Linked DNA regions of Homo sapiens: region 2 is linked to region 1. The links are chromatin loops, found by intact Hi-C in ENCODE. Cell type or tissue: PC-3. All regions are shown on one strand. Links, peaks and the distances in the headings refer to the core of each region. The heading gives the core; the rest is flanking DNA.

The links. A loop is a pair of places that touch in the nucleus more often than their neighbours do. Peaks named below come from ENCODE experiments on the same cell type or tissue, not always from the same donor. Only the 100,000 strongest peaks of a DNase experiment are listed, where the experiment ranks them.
Region 2: it touches region 1 in a loop (12-fold over the local background); 2 of 110 quality-filtered maps call a loop at or near these places.

The regions. Positions count from the first base shown.
Region 1 is chrX:38,055,388-38,066,644 of GRCh38, forward strand. All of the region lies in intron 3 of SYTL5 (synaptotagmin like 5), which reads left to right. Among named protein-coding and RNA genes, the nearest start is that of MIR548AJ2, 37 kb to the left of the region's middle. In PC-3, for the core only: no CTCF peak of the experiment used is centred there; DNase peaks (open chromatin) are centred at 5,294 and 6,194; H3K27ac peaks cover 1,254 bases.
Region 2 is chrX:37,972,471-37,983,727 of GRCh38, forward strand. It overlaps a transcript of SYTL5 not described here. Among named protein-coding and RNA genes, the nearest start is that of H2AP, 13 kb to the right of the region's middle. In PC-3, for the core only: no CTCF peak of the experiment used is centred there; a DNase peak (open chromatin) is centred at 5,361; H3K27ac peaks cover 486 bases.

The DNA.
Region 1 (11,257 bases), core at 2,273-10,272:
GTCTTAGTCTGATTCAGTCTCTACTGCTCCCCTCCTTTTGAGAAATTTCCCCTGAATCCACTGGTATGTTTTCTCCCTCCCAGTGTCTGTCTCCTCTGCTCTGGGAGGTGCCTCATAATCTCATCTCAAGGCAGCTGAGTGTTCATCTACCTTTCCTGTGAATCCAATTCATTGGTTTTTGTTTTGTTTTTTGCCTAGTTAACTCATCCTGTTACAGTAGTTTAGGGGCTGTCTTGGGAGGAAAAGTAAATAGTGAGATAGTAGAAGTGATCTTTCATTTTCATCTTCTCTAAATGAGGACTACCGTTCTGTTGAAGACGCCTATATTCAGTGCTTACATTTTTAGCCAATGTTATGTTCCCTGTACTGTTTCACAAAAGTGATCCTGAATAGAGCAATTCAAACTATGTTTTAATACTGGATTGAGATAAGTAGGGTTATTTTTGTGAATACATAGCAGGTATATATATTTATGGGGTACATGAGATATTTTGATACAGGCTTGCAATATGTAATAATTACATCAGGGTAAATGGAGTATCTATTACCTCAAGAATTTATCCTTTGTGTTACAAACAATCCACCTATACTCTTTTAGTTATTTTTAAATGTAAAATTAAATTATTATTGACTATAGTCACCCAGTTATGCTATCAAGTACTAGATCTTATTTATTCTGTCTAACTATTTTTATACCTGTTAGCCATCTCCACTTCCCTTGACCCCCACTACCCTTCCCAGCCTCTGGTAACCATCCTTCCACTCTCTATGTCCATGAGTTAAATTGTTTTAATTTTTAGCTCCCACAAATAAGTAAGAACATGTAAAGTTTGTCTTTCTGTGCCTAGCTTATTTCACTTAATATAATGGCCTCTATTTTCATCCACGTTGTTGCAAATGAGTGGATCTCATTCCTTTTTATAGCTGAATAGTACTCCACTGTGTATATGTACCACATTTTCTTCATCCATTTATCTGTTGATGAGCACTTAGGTTGCTTCCAAATCTTGGCTATTGTGAATAGTGCTGCAGTAAACATGGGAGTGCAGATATCTCTTCAATATACTGATTTCTTTTCTTTTGGGTATATACCTAGGAGTGGGATTGTTAGATCATATGGTAGCTCCATTTTTAGTAGTTTAAGGAACCTCCAAACCGTTCTCCTAGTTGTACTAATTTACATTTTCACCAACAGTGTGTGAGAGTTCCTTTTCCTCCACATTCTCACCAGCATTTGTTATTGCCTGTCTTTTGGATAAAAGCCATTCTAACTGGAGTGAGATAATAGCTCATTGTAGTTTTGTCATGCATTTATCTGATGATCAATGTTGTTGAACACCTTTTCATATGCGTGTTTGCCATTTGTATGTCTTCTTTTGAGAAATGTCTGTTCAGTTCATTTGCCCATTTTAATCAGATGATTAGATTTCTTCCTAATCAGATTATTAGATTTTTTGTAGAGTTGTTCAAGCTCCTTATATATTCTGATTATTAATCCCTTGTCAGATGGGTACTTTGCAAATATTTTCTCCCATTCTGCAAGTTGTCTCTTCACTTTGTTGACTGTATCCTTTGCTGTGCAGAAGCTTTTTAACTTGATATGATCCTATTTGTTCATGTTTGCTTTGATTGCCTGTGCTTGTGGGGTATTTCTCAAAAAGTGCTTGCCCAGACCAATGTCCTAGAGATTTTTCTGCGAAGTTTTCTTATAGTAGTTTCATAGTTTGAGGTCTTAGATTTAAGTATTTAATCCACTCTGATTTGATTTTTGTATGTGGTGAGAGATATGGGTCTAGTTTCATTCTATGCATGTGGATATCCAGTTTTCCCAGCACCACTTGTTGAAGAGACTCTCCTTTCCCCAATGTATGATTCTGGCACCTTTGTGGAAAATGAGCTCACTGTAGATGTATGTATATGTTTCTTCATTTTTTATTCGGTTCCATCGGTCTTTGAATCTGTTTTTATACTAGTACCATGCTGATTTGTGTATGCTATACAGCATAAAAACATAGAAATTATAGTTCTGTGGTATAATTTGAAATCAGGTAACGTGATTCCTCTAGTTTTGTTTTTGCTCAGGACAGCTTTGGCTATTCTGGGTCTTTTGTGGTTCCATGTAAATTTTAAGATTGTTTTTTGCAGTTCTGTGAAAAATGTAATTGGTATCTTAACAGAGAATGCATTGAATCTGTATATTGCTTTAGATAAACAGTTTTAAAGAAACGAATCTTTTAAGTTCTTTTATTACTTACTTTGGATACGTTATTTTGATTTACTTAAGCAATTATTCTCAATTCTTTATCTCACATAAATAAATTTTTCTTAGTCCTTTCTGTCATCAGCAAACTTCCTTCTCCAGATCTGGGAGGATGAACAGTGATGAAATAAACAATATATGGATTTCAACATAATCTTTTACTGATTTGAAGGAGCTCTTTATATATTCTACGTACAAGCTATGTTGGTTACCTATATTGCAGATATCCTCTCTCACCTCCTGACTTGGCTTTCCATTGTCTTAATGGTATCATTTTATGAACAGAAATCTCTACTTTTTAGTAGTTCCATTTGTTAATTTTTTCCTGGATTACTAGAGGGATTTTTTTCTGAATCCTGTTGAAGAAAACTTTCCCTAACACCAAAATCATGAAAATATTCTCCTATGTGATGTTTTATAATTGTTATTGTCTTACCTTTTATCTTTAAACTTATAATCCACCTGAAACTTATTTTGTGTGCATACTGTGAATTAGAAACTGATTTTTATATTTTAATGTGGGAATTATGCAGTGGCTGATTTGAGTATCCTAGATAACTCTATTCAATGATGTTTGTTAATTGCATTGTCCAAGTCTTCCATATACTTAGTGATTTTTAATCTGCATATCCAATCAGATATCGAGAAAGGTATGCTAAACTCTCTCAATAATAATTGTGGATTTCTTATTTATCCTTTTAGTTTTGATTATATTTGCTTTATATATTTAGATTTACTACAGAGTTACCCTTTCCACTGCTCTTTATTCTTTGCTATATCTCTATGCTTCCATCAGAATAATTTTTCTTCTTCCTAAAGGGTACCCTTTAGTATTTCCTTTAGTGTGGCTTTGCTGGTGGTGAATACTCTCAATTTTTTTCTTAGCATGGCTTTATTTCACTCTTAATTTTCAAATGTGTTTGCACTGCTTATTGAATCCTAGGTTGGATGTTATTAACTTTCAGTAATTTGAAGATCCTATTGGCTTCTGATTTCCAGTGTTTTTATTAGGAAATCAGCTATCAGTATATTATTGTTCCTTTGAAGGTAATATTTTTAAAACGTTTTTAATATTTTCCCCTTTTTGTCGTGTTTTCAACAGTTACTATAACAAACCTATGTCTGATTTTCTTTGTATTTATCTATTTTGATGTTCCTAGAACATCTTGAACCTGTACATTAATATCTTTTGTCATATTTGAAAACTTCTCAGGGAATATCTCTTTAGATATTTCTTTTCCCCCATTATCTGTCTCCTCTATGCCAGGTAGTCAAGATATGCATCTTAGTAATATTCAGCATCTTTTAGATATCTTTATGCTCCCTTCTGTATTTGTTATCCATTTACATCTCTAAACTCAGTTTGTATATTTTGTCTGACCTATATTTCAGTTCATGAATCCTGCCTTTGTGTCTAATTTGCTATTAAACACATCCATTTAATTCTTAACTTCAGTTACTGTGTTTTTCAGGTTTAGAATTTTCATTTTGCCTCTGTTATGTTTTCTAACCGTCTGCTGACCTACTCATTTTTTTCTTGTAATTTCTTGAAGTAATTATTTGGAATTATGTTAAAATGTATAAATTATAGATCTGTTATCTGAGTCCCCTACGGGACTACTTCTATTGTTTATTGTTTCTTGTGGTTTTGGTCATGTCTTTCTTCCCGTAAACCTAGTGGTTTTTTATTGATGGCCAAAATATATGAAGAAATGGTAGGACTTAATGAGACTCTGTATAATATGCCTCTATTGAGAATGTACATTTTTCTTCTGAAAGGGAATTAGGATAAGGCTCTTGCATATTTAAGATTACCTTAATCAAGTCAAGGATTGAACTAATTTCAAAATTGGGACCTTGGTCCCCATGAGGGCTGATCTGTTTCTGGATCACATAAACTCATAGGGAATACTCCTTCAGAGACTCATAACATGCCTATTAGATAAGAGAGGCAATTGGTTTTATATTTTATGGATAGTGTAAACAAGAACGCTAAGAGTTAGATGTGTGTTAGTAGAGTTGGGATGAGTTTAAAAGTTTTGGGGTTTTTTGTTTGTTTGTTTGTTTGCTTGTTTTTTCACACAGCTCTTTTCCCACCAGATTCTGCCAAGATGAGATTTTCCATTTTAGAGCAATGAAGAAGAAAATTGAATTTTAACTAATGACTGATTTGCTAGTCCTCAACTATGGAGTCTGAGGATTTATGGGGGAATTTCTCAATAACTATTTCTCTAAATTTATAAAATACTATTTGATCGTTAGTATTTATTTTTGTCATTTATATTCCATGTTTGTTCACCCTCTTCTTTACACCCAAGGCCCTCACTCACTTAGACAACAGTAACCAGGGACTGTGACTCAAAAACTCTTCAATCAATTATAAGTCATCTTAAGCTTCTGTACCGGGAGAAGAATTTTATCTTTAACTTCTAAATATCACTATCTAAATATATCTATCTAAATATCATTACAAGGTAATTACTGAGGTATACTTTTCAATACAAGATCCAAGGAGATTGTGTATTCACACATTTTGCCATCAACTAATCTGCTAGTTAGTACGGATGATAACTAGAGGCCTAAGTCACTCATACCGCTCTCCTACATTTTATCAGATTAACTTTAGGTTATTTTAATGAGAAATTAACTTTTAATATAAGTCAGTGGAATTCGGAGATTGTTTTAGAAGCTAGCCTACCCAAATTAATATAACCCTTTCCTGTGGTTTTTCCCTTAATACTTACATGCTCTATATTTTACTTATTTATCTTATTATTTTTCTTTCTCCACTAGAATGTAAGGGCAGGAGTTTTTATCTGTACTGTTCACTGATGTAGTTCTAGTGCCTAAAATAATGTCTATAGTAGGTACTCAATGAATACTTGTTAAATGAACAGATAGATGAATGGATAAACAAACAAATGAACAATTGAATGGATGAATAAATGGTTGGCCTCTACTTAAAGTATATCAGGCTTAAGCAAGTGGAACAAATGTAGAACAATTGTGGTTTTCTTCTGTCAGGAGCATGGGATTAAAAAGAAATGAGCCATGCCAAATGCATTTGCCCTCTGAACAAAGTAAATTCCTAACTGTCACGTAAAGATGTAACATAAGTTGTTGTCAGAGGGTATAAGAATAAATAATAACAAATCAAAACTTCCGTGTCTTCCTTGGGACATGTTAATGCATTGATACAGAACTTCTGAATCAATTGCACTAATTTTATTGGTGTAACAATAATTTAATAGACCCAAATATCCACCTATATAATTAATCCATTCATTAACCCATCCATCTATCTTTCCCACACATTTATTGATAACCTGTTAAGTATACTAGGGACTAAGGATACAAAGTTGAATAAAAAATGGTCTATCTTCAATGGTTACACAGTATAAGGAGGAAGATGAGTTTATTATTTTATTCATAAATTTCTGTCTTGATGCGTTAAAATGTCTTAAGGAAGAAACAGCTCTTTCAATGTGTGATTCTAACCCTTCTATGACAACAACTTGTCTTTTAGTTATATCCTTCTGTGACAGCTAGAAATTTACATGATGAGTATTTAATTTGATATATCAAAATTACTTCTCATTTTTAAAGCTGAAAATCAGAGTACATTACTTCTCCAACATTGCAACTGTTAGTCTGTGTGATATTAGAGACTTAAACTATATCTCAGTATTGGAAGTATCTTGTTTGCTATTCATGGAGTGGTTTTCAAAACGGAAGCATAAATAATATTTTATTGGCAGCAAACACTCTTTGTTTATTGTGAGAGAATATTGCAGCCCCACTGAGCTGTCTCTATATTTAATAGACCATAAAATTGAAATTCCCACCCTGACCTCTAAGAGATGAGATGAGTCAGAAGGTGACTCACTCTCTAATCAGTTGGAAGTAAATGACCTTTATTGTCATTTACTTTGGATTGGGTAAAAGTAAAGAGCTTTTATTGCTTTAGCACTGAAACGATTACAGCAAGGACTGACAGAGGAAGGTTACCTGTTATAATGGGCTGAGCAGGCCCTGACATTTTCTCCAATCCCTTCTGATTCCAACAAGTTGGCTATTGTAAGCCTAGTTTTTAAACTCTATAAAAAACATGATAAAAGGGACCTTGACACAGCCAGTTAATTCATTTTTCTATCTTAATAATACCTACAAAATTCCACATTGTTATGTTAGCTGAGGCAGTTGCAGTCCAACACAAAGACAGTCATAATGATCATTTTTTCTAATTAGTACCCAATTGAATTCAGAAGGCCCCAAAGATAAAAGCAACATGAGTTGGAACAAAACATGAAATATTTTTTCTTTTTTTCTTTTTTTTTTGAGATGGAGTCTTGCTCTGTCACCCAAGCCGGAGTGCAGTGGCGCAATCTCGACTCACTACAGCCTCTGCCTCCCAGGTTCAAGTGATTCTCCTGCCTCAGTTTCCCAAGTGGCTGGGACTACAGGCATGTGCCACCACACCCGGCTAATTTTGTTGTATTTTTAGTAGAGATGGGGTTTCACTGAGTTGGCCAGGCTGGTCTCAAATTCCTGACCTCAAGTGATCCACCCACCTCAGTCTTCCAAAGTGCTGGTATTATAGGTGTGAGCCACTGTGTCCCGCCAAAACATGAAATACTTCTAATATGGCATTGATGGGCAGATCTTATATTCATGCTATGTTGCAACATATTACCGTGCTATATGTCCTTGTGAGAATCTTTGTCTTTTTAAATTAGGAAGATCCTGATGATATTTTTATTTTTGATTGATTGGTAATGATTACTGCAATGGATAAAATATAACTGAAATAGATGAAAAATACTGAGTGTTTATCAGTAAAATAGATTTCAAAAAAGATAATACTGATGGATGGAACATACACAGAGTGCAGAAGACGATGTATACACCTTTGTTATAAGAAAGAGAAATACAGCCCCTGACATCTGGAAACTGGGCTCACACTGACAAACCTAGTCCCTTGATGTTAAGAGCTGGTCTTGCACTTACAGGTAGGCCATACTGTTATCCTGTTGGACATCAAGCAGTCTCAGGGTACCAGAATCCCACAAGATCATTCTACAACAATAATAAAGTAAACAAAACAAGAACACTTTGTAATCTTATCTAAGCATAGATGAAAACAAGGTGACTGTTGAAACCGCAAATTACCGAACATCCCCATTTCTTGACTAATGTGAATAACCTCCTACTTTCTTACCAATTAGAGCTTTAGCCTAGCATTAGTCTGCCATCCTTCTAAATAAAATTTATCAAGATACCAATGTTAGAATTGTCCCCATTCTCTGACATCGCTTAATCCAGAGAAAATCCCTGCTCCATCTAACTCTCCCGAAAATTACTAACATAAACCCAAATCCTATAGTAAATCCTTTCAAGTGCCCTCTTACTGAGACTCTCCATGATTCCTCATGGTATGTGGAGTTTTTTTTTTCATTATTATGGGCAAAAATCTCAACATGTTTGTCCATAGGTGGGACGAGCATCTGGTCATCTTTGGCCTGATGAGTGAGTATTGGTAATTGCCACATAGGTCATTTCAAAATCACTTCTAATTTAGCAAATTTTCATAGTGCAGCTACAAGGGAAAGATTCATATTGGAGTAGTCCTACATTTACCCAAAGATTTCTTGAATGGCAAGAAGCTATTTTTAGTCCCTTGACATGCTATTTTGCATCAACTATCAATTATATACAAGTGCCTCCACGCTTGTATAGAATGAGGTGTTCACTATGAGTATGGTACCTTAATAGCTATATAAACTAGAAAGATTTTTAAATCTAAAAATATAGTACATATCCAAGGTACTCTATAATACATATAGTTTAAACAATAATAAAAATAGCCCCTGTGTATTCATTACCCAGTCTAAGAATTAGAACATCTTGTTTTGTATTTTTCATTCCCTTGCTTTACTTTATGGTTTTACTGCATTTGGATGTGTCTCTAAGTAACATGTTTTCTAGTTTTGTATTTTTGAATATTATGGAAATGGAAATCATACTACCTGTATTCTTTTGTGATGTTTTTATCTCAACAACATGTTTGTGAAATACATCCATGTTCGTGTGAATAACATTACATTCATCTACACTGTTGTTACATTCCCTTAATGCATCTATTTTCTGGTCAACAGACATTTAGATTGTTTCAGTTTATAATTTTACCAAAAAATGCTGCCATGACATTCTTATACATATGGCCTGACAAACATGTATGAGTGTGTACACTCAATGGTGGGATTCTTAAATCTGTGGATCATGACCTATTGGTAGGTAGTAACTAGCATTAAAAACAAGTGGTGGGATTTTTAATCTGTGGATCATGACCCATTGGTGGGTAGTAACTAACATTAAAAAAAAGTGGAGTAAAAAGTGTCAGTATAGATATACATATATATATGTGTGTGTGTGTGTGTGTGTATGTGTATACTTATACATGTGTGTATTTATTTTCTGAGTTGTGACATAAAATGTATTTCTTATTGTGACCTCTGCCAAAAATGCTTGAGAAGACTACGGCAGATTGTGCATCTGGGAATGAAATTGCACACCAAACGGTATGAGCATTTTCAGCTTGACAAGATAATGTTAAATTCTTTTTTATAGTGGTTGTAACAATCAAAACCCCACTAGCATTGTATAAGTGTTTCCTTTACTTCATGATCTTACCAACACTTGGCTTCATGAACATTTTTTATTTTTTCCAAACCGATAGATATAAAGGAATATCTCCCTATAGTTTCAATTTGCATTTTACTGCTTAAGTATGAGGTTGAGCAGCTTTTCATATATTTATTAGCTTTTTGTGGTTCTTTTTCTGTGATATGAGTATTTATGTGTATTGCACAATTTTATTTTAGGTGCTGGTCTTTTCCTTATTAATTTGGAGGTACTCTTTATGCTTCCCTTCATCTCTAAATATGTTTTTGCTTTGAAGGCTATTTTTTCTGTTATTAATACAATTACATCAAATTTCTTTTGGTTAATAGCTGCATACATGTTTTTCCAACATTTGACTTTAAACCTTTCTGTGTCCATATGTTTAAGGTGAGTCTCTTTTATGTGGCATATGTATTATTTTAAAATATAGTATATGTTATATGTATTTTAATACTTGTTATACTTATATGCTACATACATTACATATGTGCTGTATATACATATACCTGATATATATACTATATGTAATTTTTAACATTTAATCTCATAATATTGTTTCTTAAATTATAGAGTTTAGTCTGTACTCACTGATTACTGCAATATTTACATTTATTTCTATTATCATTGTGATTCCTGAAATATTTGCATTTATTTATTTTATCTGTAGATTCATTAAAGTGTATTTTTCTCATCCCATGTTATCCTTTCTACTGGTATTCGTATTATATGCTTTTTTCATTTTCAGTGGTTACCCTGGAAATTATAACATTTATATTTAACTTTGCAAATCAATAGCTAAAAGAAACTTGGTATTCTTGAACTCTAAATATTATTTTCCTGGCTGATACATAATTTTTGTCCTTTGTTTTAGACATTTCTTATTGTATAATCCAACAATTTATGTCATCTCATTTTTCTTTATAAATCAATGTTTGTTTAGATTTTTATATATTTTATCAATTTCATTGTTCACCATTTCTTTTTATACCTCAGACCTATTTTACCTCTCCTGAAGTATAGTCTTTAAAAGTTCCTTTAGTGAGAATCTATTTGGTGATAAATTATCTGTTTTCATTATGTTGAAAATTTCTTTATTTCATCCTCATTCGTGAACAGTGATTTCTGTGGATATGCAATTCTAGATTGATAGTATTTTCTCCCAGCACTTTGAAGATGTGTCATTGGTTTCTGGATTTCATCATTGCTATTAAAAATCAACTGTCATGCTAATTGTGGTTCTTTTGTAGGTTTCCTTTTGCCTTCCTGGCTACTTTTAAGATGTTCCCTTTGTCTGTAGTGCTCTATAGTTTCACCATAATGTGTCTAGGGGTTTCTTTTCACTTTTCCTGCTTGGAAAGGAAGAAAGGAATAAATGTACACCAGCATCTTCATATGGCCAAGGTCCTTGTTTGTCTTCTTCACCTCTGTATTCTTAGCCTTAGCCCGGGGCATGACACATAGTAGAAATGCAATAAATATTTGCTGTGTAGGCCGGGCGTGGTGGCTCACACCTGTAATCCCAACACTTTGGGAGGCAGAGGTGGGCGGATCACTTGAGGTCAGGAGTTTGAGATCAGCCTGGCCAACATGGTGAAAACCCATCTCTATTAAAAATACAAAAATTAGCCGGGTGTGATGGGGCATGCCTGTAGTCCCAGCTACTCGGGAGGCTGAGGCGGGAGAATCGCTTGAACCTAGAAGGTGGAGGTTGCAATGAGCTGAGAGCATGCCACTGCACTCCAGCCTGGGTGACAGAGTGAGATTCTGTCTCAAAAAAAAATGCTGTGTAATTAATAAATGTATAAAAAAATTGAATTAGTTTCCTTATGAATAATAGAAAGGAACTAATATCTTATCTCAGAGTATCTAATAAGCATATCTTGTTGCAGATGTCTCCAGCAGTTAATAGAAAATAAAGGAGCAAAATGAATCTTTTGGTCATTATTCTTTTTTAAGATAAGATTACCTATTTTCCCCTGTAAAACTATAGATAATTTAATTTGACTTTACATTCATATAAGCTTCCAAGTGAAGGCTTGAAAAGTCCCAGAGGTTTAGTGTTAAAGAAAACCAGGACAAAACAAACCCTGAACTGTCAGTAATCATTATTCACAAATAAGTATAGCCCACTGTGATTTTAATCAGGCCCATTCTTCAGAGTATGACTTACAGTGCATAAAGTCTATGTCAAGTCTTGTGTTTTTCAAATACTAGATTGACATGACAGAGAGGGATATAAATTTTATAGTGGGTGGGATTTTTATTTTCTTTTGTCTTTTACCCCTTCTGTATTCTTACCACTCCACCCTCAACACA
Region 2 (11,257 bases), core at 1,508-9,507, 84 kb before region 1:
ATGGACCCCTGCTGATACGTTAGCTCCGGTTTCGGGCAACTCCTTCGGGGTCCTGAGTCTTCTCTGAGGCCCCATATGTTTTGGGAGCCAGATTATTGTTGACGAAAAGAGTCAAACTCTGTAAAATATTTTAAGAGATTTATTCTGAGCCAAATATGAGTGACCATGGCCCGTGACACAACCCTCAGGAGCTCCTGAGAACATGTGCCCCAGGTCTTTGGGGTACAGCTTGGTTTTACATATTTTAGGAAGGCACGAGACATCAGTCAAATACATTTAAGAAATACATTGGTTTGGTTCAGAAAAGCGGGACAACTCGAAGCGGGGGCTTCCAGGCTATAGGTAAATTTAAACATTTTCTGGTTGACAATTGGTTGAGTTTGTCTAAAGACCTGGGATCCATAGAAAGGAATGTTCAGGTTAAAGATAAAGTATTGTGGAGACCAAGTTTTATTGTGCAGAGGAATCTCTCAGATAGCAGACTTCAGAGACAGCATGTTGTAAATTGTTTCCTATTGCACTTAAAAGGTTGCCTTGCTCTTAGTTGATTATCTCCTGGATCGAGAAAGAAAGGAAGGAAAACAAAGGGGGAAGGGGCTTCTCTATAGAATGTGGGTTTTTCTCACAATAGACTTTGCAGGGGAATTTCAAGGTCTGGCAAGGAAATATATTTTGGGGTTAAATATTTTTTTCATTGTCTCATAATGTTATGCCAGAGTCAGATTGAAAAGTAAGTCACAATACATAGGGTCAAATAAAGCTCATCTGATGAGAATTTATGGTTTGTAGGGCATGACTCCCTCGACCCCTTAGGTAGGAATTTGGGTAAGAAAAAAAATCAGAGCGTAGTCCTCAAATGCATCATCAGAAAAGGTCACCAAATTATTGGAGTAGCGCACTCCAAAACCCTGTTCTTCCACTAAAAGAAAAATTAAGCAAAAGTGGTCAGAATCAACTTTTTCAGAACTCTAGAATATAATCCCAAACTTACAATGACTAGGGGAATGTTTAATGAAAGAAGCTGCTGAAGTTTGTTAAGAGAACTCTGATGATTTAACTCCTCACTTCCCATTCCCCACTCCCACCAGCTCAGTGGTGAGTATCATAAAAACAGCAACCCACATACCTGGTGCAGCTTGCTAGTACCAGAGGAGCAATATAAAACACTTTTTTTTTTTCTTGAGACAGAGTCTCCCCCAGTCGCCCAGGCTGGAGTGCAAGTGGTGCGATCTCGGCTCACTGCAACCTCTGCCTCCCGGGTTCAAGTGATTCTCCTGCCTCAGCCTCCCGAGTAGCTGGGATTACAGGCACCCACCACCATGGCTGGCTATTTTTTTTTAAAAAATATTTGTAGTAGAGATAAGGTTTCACCAAGTTGGCCAGGCTGCTCTTGAACTCCTGAACTCAGGTGATCCACCCAATTGTGCTTGTTTAAAGACTTAAAAATAAGGACACCATGCTAAGTGAAATAAGCCAAAAACAGCAAGAAGAATACTGAATAATTTCACTTATATGTAGAATCTAAACAAGTCAAATACATAGAAACAGAGTAAAATGGTAGCTACCAGGGGTTGGTGGGTAGGAGAAACAGGGAGATGTTGGCCAAATGGTACAAAGTTGCAGTTATATAGGATTTATAAGTCTAGAGATATAATGTACAGTATGGCAACTATAGTTAATAATACTGTATTGTAGACTGAAAATTTGCTAAATAAATGTCTATCAGCTAATGAATGGATAACAAAATGTGTTACCATCCATACAATGAAATATATTCTGTCATAAAAAGGAATGGAGTGCTGATACGTACTGCAACATGAATGAACCTTGAAAACATTATCGTAAGTGAATAAAGCCAGTCAAGAAAAATCACATATTATATGACTTTATATATATGAAATATTCTCAGTAGGTAAATAGAGAGAAACAAAACTAATGGTTGCCATGGGCTGGGTGAAGGTAGGTATGGGAAATGATTGTTTGGGTAGTGAGCTTCCTTTTGGGATGATGAAAAGGTCCTAGACTTAGGTAGTAGTGATGGTTGTACAATATTGTAAATGTACTAAAGGCCACAGAATTGTGCACTTTAAAATGGCAAATTTATGTTAAGTGATTTTTACTACAACAATAATTTTATAAAACAATGAGAAACAGAATGATGAAGCAAATGTGGTAAAGTGTTAACATTTGGGAGTCCTGTTTGAATATGAGAACTATTTGCAATTTTGCAGATTTTCTATAAATCTGAAATCACTTCAAAATAAAATGTTACAAAAAGTTTCAAGACTAATGAATCCAGATAACAGATTGTTGGGTTATTCTTAAGTAAAAGAATAGGCAACTCTTCCACTGAAGGTGAAGGGCAGAAGGGAAGTATGTGTGTGGATTTAATTAAGTTTGTAACTGGATCACCAGGGTTATAGATCATCCCTGGGATAGGGGTGGGGTCATTGTTCTTTCTGTGTAATAGAAGGTTAGTGCTTTTGCTGAAAGAGAATGTCTTAGCATTGTACCCTCAGAAGTTAATACTGAGACAGGGTTTGCGTGAACATAGTTTATTTGGGTGTTACTTCCAAAAATCACCATTAGATTTATTTAGGAAGTTAGACAGGTAGGAGAAGTAAGCCAATAAAATGTGTACTATGTAGCAGGTTTCCGCTTTGGCCAACTGTGGCTCAGTCTTGCTGGGAAATGCTGGGAAACAGAGCAGAACATACATCAGAATTACTCCATTTTAGAAGCAAGGGAACTGGAATATTTCTTCTCCATCTTCCACCTGTCATTGGCTGAGAGCTCCTCCCAGGGACATTAGCTTTCCACGACTTCCAGTCCTCCCCAGGCCAGCTGAGATAAAAGATTTTAGTTGAGAGGTATGGGTGTTTACAGTAGGGTGAAGTCAGCATGTACTGGAGCAGCAGGGACTGAGGAAATATTTGAAAGCATTGACAGCACCTTCAATAATGAGATAGAAAATGAGGAAAAACATGGTTTGAAGAGAGTGATGAGGTTAAAAAATATATACTAGTTAGGAGTGGGCAAAGGGATCCTCTAGGGAACATGTATATTGGTTGCCATGATTGCCATGCAGGCTTTTGAACCTGATGAAAGTTGGTGTCCATGGATTTATCATGGCACCAATCCTCCCATGGTCACAGAGTGGGTGGAGTATAGAAGCTGTGGAAGCAGTCAGGAATTTGACCTTTTGTGTTTTTCTTAGCAATTGTATAAACCTATTAGCACATCTCACTGAGACTTCGGACTACGAAAACATTTGCTCGTATATTTTCATATGAAGTAGAATACTCTTAAGCTGGTTCTCTTTCTTATACATACTTAGGATGTGAACCTCAATATATAAGTTTATATTTATATAATCCTGTTGTTTTCAGGATTTCCAGGCTTTAGATATCGGTACATTTTATAAGGTCATGAAACTAAATCTTCGTCAGCACTGGATGAATGTGCCAACTCAGTGCATAGTAGTGGGTACTATATAAAAGTAGAGTGGCCTCTGCCCTCCAAAGCTCAAAAACTTGCAGGGGGTGAGAAACCTGTAAATAGATAAGCAGGATACAGTGGATTCAGTGCTGTGATAGAGATGCATAATAGATGCTCAGTTAACATTTGTTGAATAACTGAATGAAATGTGATCCAAGATACAATTTTTCTTGTTGGAATATGCTTATCTTTAAGGGTGTCATCTAAGTTGACAAAATGTTGCAAATGGCATGTTCTTAGATAAAGTTAGTGACTACAGACTTCAACTGTTATCAAGAAAAGATGTAAATATTTACCATCACATGGTGAGAAGGTTTTCTTAACTCTTGCATAAGCAGACTAGGGAAAACAGAAGAAAACACTGTGACCCATAATTTTCCAAATTTGTTTTCATGGGAGGGGAGAATGAGACACATGAGTCATTTTCACTTCTGTTAGCTGATTTTTCTCATGATTATTAAGCCACAGAGGCCACATTGCTTCTTCTATGGTGATCAAGTTTAACAGAGAAGCATCATGAGTCCTGAAAGAATCTCACTCCATGACGATGAAGTGTGTATATTCTGGGAATAATAATGAACTCATCTCACCTTGACACTCATAAAAGTGAAAGCCTTTAGTAGCTAGATTTTAAATATTTTACAATTGTTTTATTAGCCATGCAACAATTTCTTAAAATTTATTTTCATCTAACACTAGAGACAAATAAAGAAAAGTCCTGGCCAGGCATGGTGGCTCACGCCTGTAATCCCAGCACTTTGGAAGGCCAAGGCGAGCAGATCACCGACCAGCCTTGCCAACATGGTGAGGCCCTGTCTCTACTAAAAATACAAAAAAAAAAAAAAAAAAGAGCTAGGTGTGGTGGTGCACAACTGTAGTCCCAGCTACTCGGGAGGCTAAGGCAGGAGAATCGCTTGAACCCAGGAGGCAGTTTGCAGTGAGCAGAGATTGCACCACCGCACTCCAACCTGGGCAACATAGCAAGACTCCACCTCAAAAAAGAGAAAAATCCTTCTCTATCTCAAAGAACTCACAATCTTTTGTTTACTAACATCACTTTACTCTTAATAAGAATTTGACTTTACTTTGAAAAAATTATTTATTTACTCAACCAATATTATTTAGCACTGATTATATTCATAAGAATGTGCTAGAAATCAAGCACAGTAGATGAAAAAAGGAAGGTCCCTACCATCGAAAAGCTCAGATTCTTGCAGAGGGAGAGAGACCTGTAAGCATGCAAGAACAATGATTTCAATATTGTTATAGGCCAGGAAAAGAAGAGAAAATATCTGCCTAGAGAAATTAGTGGAGACTTTAGGAGGAGAAGCCATCCTACTCAGTACTAGGGATGGAAAAAAAACATTTTGTAGACATCAAGGAGAAAGAAGGTGGCTTGGGGGTAGGAAAGGGAAGAGGGAAGTGGAAGTATGAAAGGCGTTCCAGGTAAAGGAAACAGGAGATATACACTCAGCAATTGTGACAGAGCATAGAATGTTCTGGAAATGAATGGTCAGGGGGTTAAATATTGGTTTGTGTGGGGAGGAGGAAATGAGGAATAATGCAAGGGAGGTAGGATAGGGAGAAATGGTGAAGAGTCATATGAGATGTATTCTGTACTCTACTTTGTGGGGTAGAAGGGACTGAATGTTAGGGAAATACTGTTGTGTCCACCTTAAAGATACAGGATGAACAACCACCCAAATTTGATTTCGGTATGGGGACCAATGATCACACACACACACACACACACACACACACACACACACACACACACACGAAGAGGGTATGAAGATTTCTTACTCACATAATAAGGCTTTCTAGGAAGAGTAGGGTGACTCACAAGCAGTAAAAATGGCTTGAAGTTTTATGGTGGTTAGTGAGTAAGGCCAGGGTGGTTCCCATGCACAGGAAGGGGTTGGTGGCGGTTTGAATTTTCCACTGGCACCAAAGGAGAGAACACCTAGACTTTATTGTTAGCTTGATCACTTGTAGGATAGAAGAAGAAAACGGAGTGTGGCTTTACAGCTATCAGAAATCAAACATTTAAAAAATGGAGTCAGTCTCTTTATTTCACTAGTGCAATCACATTTTTGAAAATTCAAATCAAAACCAAAAAGAACCCAGTAATAGTGAGAAAATAACCTGGAAAAGGATGAGAATGGACCAGAGAAACCAGCAGGAGGTCGTGGCAAATACCTGGGCAAACGAAAATGAGGTCCTGAACTATCACACTGACAATGAGGATGGTTTGGGGAATATTTCTAAGAAAGAATTGAGAGTTGGTGCCCATAATGAGTGAGAGAGGCTATTAGATGACTTTGAGATCTGATTGGGCAACTGGAGAAAAAATGACAACTAATGATAGGATATATGGGAGGAAAGACAGGTGGTGAGGGGGAGACAAGTTATTATTTCAGTTTTCAACATGTGATTGAAACGGCTTAGAGCCACCTTGTCTTTTGAGAAATGAACCGCAGTAGTTCCAGGCTCTGTCTTTTCCCAGATCAACTTATGTGATCACATAACCTGGTCACACATCATAATGCTTACAAATAAAGCCCCTCTGTGAATCTCAATTGAGCATGATTTAATTTTCATTTTCTATGGAAATTTTATTGTTTCTTTCCCTATTACAAAAGCAATTCATGTTTTATATAAACAATTATGAAATATAGACAAGTAGAAAGAGGAAAATACAAATGACCTTCCATGAAGAAGTGATAACTAATACCATTTTGGTGTATTATCTTTTAGAGAGTACCATTGGAGCCCAAATATGAGAACAAAATAACCTAGAAAACTGAGAAAAAGCTTCAAAGATGAAAAAAATGTTTTATTTGGGTCTTTAAGGATCTTGAGTACATTTACTGGCTATAAAGGGGAGAAGGTGAGGTGAAAATGGAGGTTCAGGAGAAGAAGGAAGGGTAAACATTTTAAAGCTGAGATTGTGCAGTACATTCTGTATTATAACATAATGATTTTAACTTAATATATTATTTAACTTAATATTTAATTTAATCTATTATGAACACAAATTGTAAGTGAAATTTTTGCAGTGAAATACATACAGTGATTTTGACATTTTGTTTTGTAACCAAAGAGTGTGTGAGACAGGTCTCCATCAATTTAGAAGTTTATTTTGCCAAAGATAAGGAAATGTCCAGAAGAAAAAACATGAAATTACACAAACAGTCTGTGGTCTGTGCCTTTCTCCAAAGATGATTTTGAGGGCTTCAATATTTAAACGGGAAAAGTGGGCGGGAGGGGAAAGAAGGAGGTTATAGTCACATTACTGAATCCACATGTTGCAAGAGAAAAGGAGCAGGTAGGGGAAAGGTTAATTATGTATTCATCTCACTTTACATAAGATAAGGTGAACATAGTGTAGCCGCTGTGGGGATATTAAATCTTTAATATCTAGCTATCTGCTTCTGAACAAAAGGAAAGACAGTTTCTTGCATGACTCAGCCTTCAGCTTAATTTTTTTCCTTTTGGATAGTGAATTGGGTTCTGAGTTTTTATTTTTTTCTTTCACAGTTTGTATTATGAATAAAGCATACTAGATAGACTATCTTTCTGACTCTGGAATTAAAGTAAGGAGGTTTTTAGATGTGATAATAACCACTCTCCACTTTCTCTCTCATTCTGGCAAAATGTCTGAGGGAAGATCTCACTCTGCAAGTTTAGCTTTCATGAAATGTTTTCAAATGGAGTGATGGCTCCTCCTAACTGAAGACAGATCTTCAGTCTTGTGTTTGCTTGCCACTGAATTGTGAGAGTACTTTTTCTCTGTAATAGAGTAAATGCTTGACCATTTCTTTTTTTAAATTTTCTTTTCTTTTCTTTTTTTTTTATTATACTTTAAGTTCTAGGGTACATGTGCACAATGTGCAGGTTTGTTACATATGTATACATGTGCCATGTTGGTGTGCTGCACCCATTAACTCATCATTTACATTAGGTATATCTCCTAATGCTATCCCTCCTCCCCCTACCCCACGACAGGCCCCGGTGTGTTATATTCCCCTTCCTGTGTCCATGTGTTCTCATTGTTCAACTCCCACCTATGAGTGAGAACATGCGGTGTTTGGTTTTTTGTTCTTGCGAGTTTGCTGAGAATGATGCCATTTCTTACTGCCTAAAGAATTAAACTTCCTTTGCACCTATCTATAAGTAAAATTCTTTCAACTTGACTTAATTTGTCACTTTTGGAAATTACATAATGAAGTGTTTTTCAGACCACTGGATTATGTATCATGGAAGTGTTTTCATGCACTAAATCCATATGGTGGTTTCAATTGCCAATAGAGGAAATACTCTGGATTCCCCACGAAGTACTGGGAGCCTGGGGTTCTAGTGGTTCCACAATTAGGTAGTGTGCAACAGTTATCTATTGCCCCAATAATGCTGCGTAATAAACTGGCAAGCCTTAGTAAATCAAAAAACAACCAGAATTCTACTTTCAGTATAACAGTGTGAGATGCTCTGCAAACTCAACCACTTAAAATCTCTAGAAATGATCCTAAAGGCGTATAGCAAGGGAATAAATGTTTAAGAAAATCTATTAAAATTGGTGGGAATAGCAAAAGTCTATGGTATTTGAACTAAGACCCAGCCTATTCTTCTCCCCTTCAAACTTAGTGAAATGGAAACTCCACTTAGGACTGGTACAGCAAAGAACACAGGGTTCCTTCTCCCTCCAGTTTCCATTCCAAGGGCTACCTTTAAGAGAAGTTCAGGACTTCAGCATTTTTTAACCTGCCCGCAGCTACCTGTTGCTAAGGCTAAGTTCTGGACAAGGTGACCAAGAAGTGGGGGCTTGCTTCTTCATCCTAGCCTCCAGTATATAGGATGGAATCTCTACCTTAGGTGTGGCAACATTGAGTATACTGGGACCTGATCATCTTTGCATAGATTCTAATCCATGTGTGATCCACATGGAGAGAGGCAAGCTGAGAAGAACTAATGTTACTACCTATGTTCAGAAGTGTTCAGCTCCTATGACAGGGATGTCACTCAGAGAATAATGTGCCATTATCTCCATTCCCAGCTTGAGAGCCAAGGTATAGAGATTATTCCCCGGAGGAGAAGCAGGCCATAAAAGATAGAACCGTGAATCTCTTCCAAAGGAACTGACTTTATTTGCAAGAGGAAGTGGAGAAATTCAAGCCTAATGGCATTCTCAAAAACAGTGGAAGTTGTTTTAAAAGACAGTTGAGAGTAGATTGCTAAATTAATCAGAGATATAGACAAAACTGTAAGCCGACTGCTTTGCTGGAGAGGAGCTTGGAAAAGGACAGGTGTGATGAGCCCTACTGGGGACAGAACAAATTTTATTTTTGTTTTATTTTTGAGACAAGGTCATCTAGGCTAGAGTGCAGTGGCGCGATCACAGCTTAATGCAGCCTCAACCTCCTGGGCCCAAACAATCCTCCCTCCTCAGCCTCCTGAGCAGCTGGGACTACAGGTGCATGCCACCATGCCTAGCTAATTTTTGTATTTTTTTGTGGAGATGGGGTTTCTCCATGTTTCCCAGGCTGCTCTCAAACTCCTGAGCTCAAACGATCCAACTGCCTCAGCCTCCAAAAGTGCTGGGATTATAGGCATGAGCCACCGCGCCCGGCCTGAGAGCAAATTTTAAACATTGACCTAGGTAACTAACCTGTCAAGAGAGCCCAGACTAGATTGGATCAGTCTATGGAGCAATTTATGCCCTATGTTAGAAGCAACAGAACAATCAGCCAGTAATTAGTGGAATTTAATGGCTGGATGTGATCAGGGAAAGAGAAAAAGAGAGCTCTGCCCAAACCAATGTCATCCCAGGGTAACTATGGTCATTCCCAAGTCTGCACCTCATGAGGAGCAGCATCAAAGGTTTTATACTGCAAGAGAGGGAGAGTGGGTTGAACTACACTTCACTAAAATAATCTAACCAGTCACTAAACAAACAGGCAGAAAACAGTAAGTACTTAGAGGGGACCAATACCCAGAGTTGCCACAACATATTATCTAAAATTTCTGATTTCCAACACAAAATTGTAAGACATTCAAAGAAACAGGAAAGTATAATCCATATACCAGAAAAAAGCAGGCAACAGAAGCTGCCCATGAGAGCAACAAGACATGTGATGTAACAGACAAGGACTTTAAAGTTGTAATTATAAATATCTTCAAAGGACTAATGGAAACTGTGATTAAAGAAGTAAAGGAAGATATGAAAATGCCACATCAAATAGAGTTTACTAATAAAGAGATAGAAATCATAAAAAGGAACCAAATTGAAATTCTGGATTTGAGAGTTATAATAACTGAAATGTAAAGTTCAATAGAGGGCTGACTAGTATATTTGAATGGCAGAAGAAAGAACCCATGAACTTCATGATTTGTCAACTGAGATTGCCCAATTTGAGGAGCAGAAAGAAAAAAAGAATTTAAAAAAATTAAAGAAAGTTCTTCAGGCTGAAAACAAATGATCCCAGATAGTAATTCACATCTATGCAAATAATGACTAAATAAGTAAGATAAACAGAGCACTGGTAAAGGTAATTATGTAATTATGAAAGAGAGTGTACATGTATTTTTTCCTATCTTCTCTTAACTGATTTAAAAAGCAATTGTATAAAGCAATATGTAAATAATGTATGTCATACATGTAGTATATAGAAATGTAATCTATTTTTCCAATAATACCACAAAAGGGGATGGGTGGGAGAAAAGCCATATTGGGTTAAGGAAGTGACTCCAGATGATAGCTGAAATCCACAGAAACAAATGAAGAGAGCCATAAATGAGAAATAAGAAGGTTCATATAACAAAAGCTATAAGTATATGTTTGCTCTTTTTCTCTCAGCTTCTTTCCAATACATAAAATATATAAAATAATAATTATGTCAATGTATTGCTGGGTTTGTAGAATTTATAGATTTAATATATAATAATAAGACCATAAAAATGGGGAAATAAATAGAACTATATAGAAATAATGTCTCTGTATCTCAATGGAATTCAGTTTCTGATAAGTTAACATATGATAAGCCCTAAAGAAATGACTAAGGAAATAACTCAAGAAAATATAGTGAAAAAATAAAGAAAATTCTACAGTAGAAAATATTCATTTAATGCAAAAGGAAGCAGTAAAGCAGTAATATAGGAACAAAAAGGACATGTAAGCTATAAAAAACAAAAAGTAAAATGGCAGAGGTAAATCTAACTATATTAGTAATAGCATCAAATGCAAATGGATTAAACAGTCCAAATAAAAGGCAGTTTGTCAGGCTGAATTAAAAAACAAGATCCAACGTGTGTTGTCTATAGAAAACATACTTTAGATTCAAAGACAAAAATTGATTGTAAGTAAAACAATGGCAAAACATAATCGTGCAAATAACCACAAGAAAGCTGGAGTGGCTATATTAATGTCATAGAAAACATATATTAAAATAAAAAATGCTACTAGAGATAAAGAGGGACATTTTCAAATGATAAAAGGGTCAACCCACTGGGAAGATATAACGATAATGATCATCTATACAACAGAGCACCAAAACATATGAAGCAATAAATAGACAATTTAACAATAATAGAGACTGAATACCACACTTCCAGTAATGGAGAGAAGTAGGTAGAACATAAACAATAAAGAGGATATTTGAACACCACAAACCAACTAGACCTATTAGGCTTGCATACAACACTCTACCCAACAAAGTAGGATGTTTATTTTTCTCAAGTGCACACACAACATTCTGAATAGACC